Linked DNA regions of Homo sapiens: region 2 is linked to region 1. A link is a contact called in ENCODE Hi-C or POLR2A ChIA-PET data. All regions are on one chromosome and are shown on one strand. Each heading gives the region's core, a stretch centred on a gene start or an enhancer-like site at or near the end of the contact. The rest is flanking DNA. Distances are from core to core; before and after follow the strand shown. Region 1 overlaps RIPOR2 (RHO family interacting cell polarization regulator 2). Region 2 has its middle 120 kb from the start of RIPOR2.

Region 1 (3,633 bases), core at 427-2,926:
ATGCTAGTCACATGTGCATAGCAAATGAGGAAACTAATCTCATCAACAGAGGCTTGTCAGTGACCCAGCTTTACTTTAATCAGTTGTTTCTGGCTTTAGTCAGCTGTTGTTTTCCTGCCAATCACAAAGCAAAGCACTTTACATTCCTTGGGGCCTAAAGACTAAAAGTTTTATTGAAGGAACCAAAATAATTTCATAAAAATAGGTAAAAATCTTCATCCTTTAAAAATTTTTTGAAGGAAAAAAAATAAAGTTTTATGAGATTTCCAGTTAAGAATTCAGTACAGGCTGGACGTGGTGGCTCACACCTGTAATCCCAGCACTTTAGGAGGCTGAGGTGGGCAGATCACCTGAGGTCAGGAGTTCCAGGCCATCCTGGCCAACATGGTGAAACCCTATCTCTACTAAAAATACAAAATTAGCCGGGTGTGGTGTCGGGTACCTGTAATCCCAGCTACTCGGGAGGCTGAGGCAGGAGAATCGCTTGAACCTGGGAGGCGGGGGTTGCAGTGAGCCGAGATCATGCCACTGCACTTTAGCCTGGCAACAGTGAAACTCCGTCTCAAAAAAAAAAAAAAAAAAAAAAGGAAGGACACAAAACCTTACATAGAGTATAACCTCAGCCATATATAAATGGATCCCCAGGGAAAAAAGTCTAGAAAACCATACCAAACTGTTAAAAATAATTATCTCTGGTAGGGTAGAATTAAGGAGAAAATTAAATTTTTGTCAATAAGTGGTAATTTTTATTTGATTTATAAAAAGATGATATACTTATTTTGTAATACAGAAAAAAGATGTAAAAAAGATCACATACCTTGGCAGGGAGTGTGTATACACAGAAAAGTTGGTTGGATATTTTAATAATTTTAACAAAACTTAGCACTGGGTGGAATGATTATATATGACTTTATTTTTTTTTTGTTATATTTCTCAATGTTTTAAAAAAAGAAGTTACTACTTTCAAAGTGTTTAAATAGAGATTGAAGAAGACACGAACAATTCCTCCCTGTTTACCCAGTAATTTTTTAGAGGCACTCCGAGGAAATAATTTTGATGAGCTGGTCCAGAAACAGCTGTTAGTCCTAGGCTGTTCCCACACAAAGACATCCATATGACAAATGGGTCCCTTGGTACTTCAGCCTCCTTGAGTTGCTATTTATAACCTTTGTGCTCTGGGTTGCTTTTATATTTATTTAAACGTGATTTTACCCATATAAAGATGCTGTGGATGGTATCACACAATGTGTTTTGCCTTCTACAAATAGCCCTGTTAGTACGCTGGAGACTCTTGGCCAGGCATGGTGGCTCACACCTGTGATCCTGTGCTCTGGGAGGCCAAGGCAGTAGGATCACTTGAGCCCAGGAGTTTGAGACCAACCTGGGCAACACAGTGAGACCCTATCTCTACGAAAAATTTAAAAATTAGCCAGTCATGGTGGCGTGCGCCCGTGGTCCCAGTTACTCAGGAGGTTGAGGCAGGAGGATTGCTTGAGGTTAGGAGTTTCAGGCGGCCGTGAGCCACTGAACTCCAGCCTGTGTGACAGAGCGAGACCCTCGACTCAAAAAACAAAACAAAGCAAAAAACCCAGTAAGTTGAGAGTCTTAAATGAACGCTTCTACTTTCACCTGACTTATAAACGTTGCGTGGGTAAGCTGACAGCAAAAAAGGTCCCCGGATGCTTAAAAAAGAAGCATGTGCTGTTACCATCACTTGTCAGTAGGTGGCAGAAACTCACCAGCTCGTCCGTGCCTTCCTGCCCGTGGAGCCAGCACATTTAAAAACAGCTTTCAATAATAATTAGAACACAACAACCCACTTAAAAAGACTTACTGAAATAAGAGCAGAATTAAAGAAGCCTGCATTCTACTAATAATTTTCTGCAGCATTTAGTTAGTCTTTAAAAAAAATACTTCTGAAAGAAAGTATAATCGACTTGTTTTTGTAAATCCTAAACTGGACATGCTAATTCTAATAAAATCCAAAGTGCTCTTTAAAAACCTCTGCAAATTGGTCAGGCACGGTGGCTCACACCTGTAATCCCAGTACTTTGGGAGGCCGAGGTGGGCGGATCACCTGAGGTCAGGAGTTCGTGACCAGCCTGGCTAACATGGAGAAACTCTGTCTCTACTAAAAATACAAAAATTAGCCGGGTGCGATGGTGGGCATCTGTAATCCCAGCTACTCCGGAGGCTGAGGCATGAGAATCGCTTGAACCCAGGAGGCGGAGGTTGCAGTGAACAGAGATAGTGCCACTGCACTGCAGCCTGGGTGACACAGCGAAACTCTGTCTCAAAAACAAAACAAAACCTCTGCAAATTAGTTCAGGATTAATCTATTGCCTGTTTATGTAATTACAATGGAAGACTGGTTGAAAAGAAACTGATCTGACATTGTTACTAGATAAAGGTGAATAAAGGGGAAATCCTTTGAAGGTGTTTTTCCCCCCCCTTTAAAATTACCAGAAATTTTATATCTGAAGAAAACAATGTGAGAAAGGTACTTGGTAGTGATGTTTTTTTCACTTCTCAGCCCATGTTACTAAGCAAAATTTCTTGGAACTGCTGTAGTGGCATCACTGATCCTCTGATTGTAGCAATAATGTAGCACAATGGCACTATCCAGGCACAAACAGCTTTTGTGCCGTGCTTCTTAAAGTTCTATCTGCTGTGTAAGCCACTGGTGGTACTGGCCACGGAATTAGCACTAACAGTGGGGCAATGACAGTTACAGTCTGTCTTTGAGGCCTGGCCAGGTTTCTTACAGGCTCTTGTCTGGGGGCCTGCTGGCATTTTCACAGTTGGAGAAAGCTGCAAGTGTTCTTGACAGTTTGTGATTACCAGTGCATGATCTAGAAAGCTTAATGAAAGCTTTCTAGCTTTCACTCAAAAAACCATCATGGGGGTTACCTCTGAGGATGCGCACTGGGGGCTTGCAGGGGTCATACCTTTGGATGTTTCACGGCGCTCACATATTACTGATCTAACACCTCCTCCACAGCCTCGTTTGGAGGGTGTTACAGCAGCTGCCTACTCTTGCCTGCCTTCCTTTGCTCAGACACCATTCTGCCAGAAGAACGCTCTACATCATTTTTCCCAGTTCTATGATGATCTTTCCTTCCAAGAGTCACACTTCCTACTTTAAGACAACCAAGTAGCTATACAGTCAGGAGCTCCTATTACAGGTGTTACTGATCTATTGACCAGGCATAAATAATGCAAGTTTACTAGCTCAATGGTGGTTCTTCCTTCTGAGGAAGGTTGACCTGCCCTGGAAACTGTAAGGACCAGGATATATGCACTGCCTGGAACTTAATTTGAACAAAGTAATAATTTGGAGAACTAGTTTGCTCTAAGGAACTACATCCCTTTACCTCCATCCTGTTTGATAGTTTGCAGATTAAGTGCTCTCCGTTTAGCCTGGCATTCATGGATTTTTATAGTCAGGACCCAACTAATTCTCCATAGCTCTTCTCCGAACAATCACGTCAGCCACACCGGTCTACTTGTCACCTCTGAACAGGCTTTCCTCTGTTTGGTGAATGCTATTCTGGTGCTGTTCACCATACATTACACTGGGATGCCTTCCTCTTTCCTGCTCCTCTCCCCAACTAGAGAGGTGAGTGGCAACCT
Region 2 (3,633 bases), core at 349-2,848, 200 kb after region 1:
TTCTGACTCATAGCTCAGGGCTCTTTCCATATTCACAAACCATTGCAAACCAGACTTCCCAGTTATAAAATATATGTGTTTTTCACCAATGTTTTAAACATTGTATTTTATGTGTGAGCAACCAGCATAACAAAGACCATCTTTTAAAACTTGTGCTATGAAACCAGAGATTCTCAAAAGTTTCATGCAGCTTGTTCCCAAAGGGACATCTGATTAGAGTAACATCTATTCTTATACATTTTTAGGATGGAGGAGGAAGCAATTGAAGGGAGATAAAGAAAGGAACAATAAGGGGTCTTTTCTCCTTGACATCTCTGCCAAGGCACCTTGACTCATGAGAGTGTCCAGCCTACTTGAGGAAAATTGTCCAAGAAGTCTAAAGGTTTCTTCCTTATGAGGTTAATTCAATTCACTTTTTAAAAATGTAGTAGGCACTGGGCATACAAAGATGAATGATACCCTTTATCCTGGGAGCTTAAAATCCAATGGAGAATGTAGAAGATACACAATACAGGTGGCCCTCCATATCTGTGACTTCTGCATACTAGGATTCAACCAACCTCAGTTAAAAATATTTGAAAAGGCTGGGCGTGGTGGCTCACGCCTGTAATCCCAGCACTTTGGGAGGCCGAGGTGGGCGGATAATGAGGTCAGGAAATCGAGACCATCCTGGCTAATACGGTGAAACCCCATCTCTACTAAAAATACAAAAAATTAGCTGAGCGCGGTGGCGGGCGCCTGTAGTCCCAGCTACTCGGGAGGCTGAGGCAGGAGAAAGGCATGAACCCGGGAGGCGGAGCTTGCAGTGAGCCGAGATCGCACCACTGCAGTCCGGCTGGGCGGAAGAGTGAGACTCCGTCTCAAAAAAAAAAAAAAAAAAAAAGGTTTGAAAAAATAAAAAATAATAAAACCACAATAAAAATAATACAAATTGAAAAGCAATACAGTATAAGGACACAGCATTTATATGTATTAGGTATTATTAGCAATCAAGAGATATTTAAAGTATATGGTAGGTTGTGCGCAGGTTACATGCAAATACTACACTAGTTTATATCAGGGATTGAGCATCTGAGGATTTTGGTGTCCTCAGGGGTCTAGAACTGATTCCCCACAGATACGGAGAGACAACTTGTCACTATACTACCAGATACAATGTGATTGGTGTCAGAGCAGCAGCAGTAAGTCATTTAGGCACCCAGAAGATGGAGAACCAATTCTGACAGGAGGAGGAAACTCAAGGCAGGTTTGGGGAGGAGGTGGCGTTTGAGCGATACTTTGAAAGATGGGGAATGAATCCAGGAGTGGAGAGGAGTGAAGAGAAGGGCATTCTTGGCCAAAGACACACAAGAGCAAAGGCTGTGAGGGAAGACGACATACCGTTATGAATGGGATGAAAGAAGGAGGGAAGGTTGGGAACAGAGGGTGCAGCCTGTTCCCAAAGGCAGGCCTGAGGGGAGGCCACTGCTGGAGGAAGCACAGCCTTTCTAGTTGCAGTAAAGAAAGAGAAGCTAGCCTTGGCATCGTGGGCCTCCTTCACCACTTGGGTGCCCTTCCTCTTCAGGAGACCACAGTTCTCAGGCTTCCTCCCTTCACCACAGCTGGCTTGAGCAGGAAGTATGGTAGATACTCATTCATACCACAGGGTGTTGCCATGGAAATGGATCAAAGTAAGGTGATATCCGAAGAGAACAGTAGCTGCCACTTAGAGCCTCAGAGAGGGGAGAAAGCCTTAATGGAGACTTCACACTCTAAGGTGTGGTCCAGAGTGTGCCTACGACCCAAGGCACCAAGACAAGACCTATCACCAGGAACTACCTCGCGAACTAAGCAAAATCTCAACAGAACAATGTACACCCACATCCGAAAGAAAATATGCTGGCGTGTAAAAAAGGAAGAAAAACTACCAAGAAAAATTAAACATTTCAGTTAACTGGCCAACGTATTTTAAAATGAAACAAACTTTTAAAAATACAAAAATATAAGCATTTATTGAGTGCTTACTATACACCAGACTTTGTGCTAAAGGTTTTTGAGGCATTATCTCCCACACACCTGGAAGTCCAAATCACAATCCAAAATGTGCTTAGTGAGAGTGGAATCTGAACCAAGTCTAGTTGTTGGATGCTGATGGTTCTTGTCATTGACTTAGGGTAACCAGTTTGTCCTGGTCTGCCCAAGACTTTCCTAGTCATTCCAGGAAACCCCTCAGTCCTAGGCAAACTGGGACAATTGATCACTCTACATCAAGTTATAATGGCCCAAAGTTTCCTTCTCCTCTTTTTAGGGCTTACTTGTGGAGAGGACTGCACATTTGTCTCACTGGGACATCTCTCCTGGATAGCATTGGATGAACATTGCCAAATTCCCATGTTTATATCTTACAGTGCTTTCCAATTTTCCCATGCTTCTTTTCTATATCTAATGCCATAGATTCATCTCAAGATGGTGAAGCAGAACTACAGACTGGCTTGCCCAATTCCATTCCCTCTTCTCGTGCGTCTTCCTGCCCTGTAGTAGGGGAAACTCATTCTCCACACTCACTTGCAGCTCAAGCTCCTCATGTGACTTAGGCACTGCTAAGCAGATGCAGTGATGTGAGTCTTGGAAGGAGCGAGTGAGAAAAGTCAGCTGTTGGCCTTGTGCAGGGAGAGGGGACCTTCTGACAAGCATAGTGGCAATAGCCAGCAGGGGCAGGGCAGCTACGGACCCAGAAGCTTCCTGATCATGGCAGAGGCCTGGTGCTTCCGGGGCCCTGCTGGCAACAGCTCCCTTAGTAGACCGGTTCTTTTGAGAGGTTCAGTCTAGATTGTGTACCTTCAACCCTCCCAATGATTTTTTGGAGCTATTAGTAGCCCTTTATACCTCTCCTTTTGCATACACTAGCCAGAGGATTCTGTAATTTACAACAAAAATCACAGCCTCACACAGATGGATCCTATACATAGGATGCCATCATCAACAGCCTAATAATGGCTTCCTGGAATGCTGCCTTGAAAGGAATTCTGAGACCTCATCCAGGCTTAGTGAGAAAGACTGCTCTGATGCGTTAGGACCTCTTTTATGGTCCCAGAGAGAGAAGAATTGCATTTGCATCAGACTTTTGCCATCTGTGGTTGAGACTATTGACAAAATCACTTATTTTTTCTTTTGTTTTACAACCATACTGTCATTTTAAGATGCTCTCTGCTAAGGTGTTGATAATTCTGGAAATCAGAAATTTTAGACATATTTCTTTAACCTTAATTTTAGAAATATAAACTACAATTGCCTTTGATATGAAGAACTGAATAATTGTTGATGTAAATTCTTGAAGAATGTAAATGCTCTGTTGAAAATTTATTGCTTAGTAAAAATAAAGATGATTAAAAGATATTTTACATTCTAGTGTTACATATTCACTATTACGTATCTACACATTACAGTATGTGTATATTATATTCAAAGAGTATTATAAGCAAAGTGACTAGGCAGAAGGAATGAAGATCTTACTCAAGTTTAAATCTATATATCCTATTTCCTATAATCATGATTACAACTTCCCTTTAATATTCAATAGTTTGAGAATGAAATTTTGCTTAGTCCTCTATAGAAATTGTAATATGTGTTTGTAAAAGGAAAGTATGTTTGTTC

What was found. Hi-C counts contacts between places; a loop is a spot of excess contacts on that map. ChIA-PET counts read pairs that join two places held with the same protein, here RNA polymerase II (POLR2A). Pooled maps may share reads with other maps.
Region 2: a pooled map shows a loop between it and region 1 (4-fold over the local background). The contact joins two enhancer-like sites. A Hi-C loop is called at or near these places in 24 of 168 maps with a recorded cell type or tissue (GM23248, IMR-90, adrenal gland and 18 more) and 13 of 50 pooled maps. POLR2A ChIA-PET finds 5 or more read pairs at or near these places in 7 of 52 experiments (AG04449, AG04450, CD4-positive, alpha-beta T cell and 4 more).

The regions. Positions count from the first base shown.
Region 1 is chr6:24,854,460-24,858,092 of GRCh38, forward strand. The region is part of intron 8 of RIPOR2 (RHO family interacting cell polarization regulator 2); the gene reads right to left. Among named protein-coding and RNA genes, the nearest start is that of ARMH2, 57 kb to the left of the region's middle. RefSeq lists an enhancer at 1,542-1,836. Within about 2 kb of position 1,677, at least 9 of the 41 ENCODE cell types and tissues checked have a DNase peak (open chromatin) inside an H3K27ac peak, as active enhancers do.
Region 2 is chr6:25,054,718-25,058,350 of GRCh38, forward strand. No RefSeq gene overlaps it. Among named protein-coding and RNA genes, the nearest start is that of RIPOR2, 120 kb to the left of the region's middle. RefSeq lists enhancers at 1,539-1,668, 1,809-1,868. Within about 2 kb of position 1,599, at least 7 of the 41 ENCODE cell types and tissues checked have a DNase peak (open chromatin) inside an H3K27ac peak, as active enhancers do.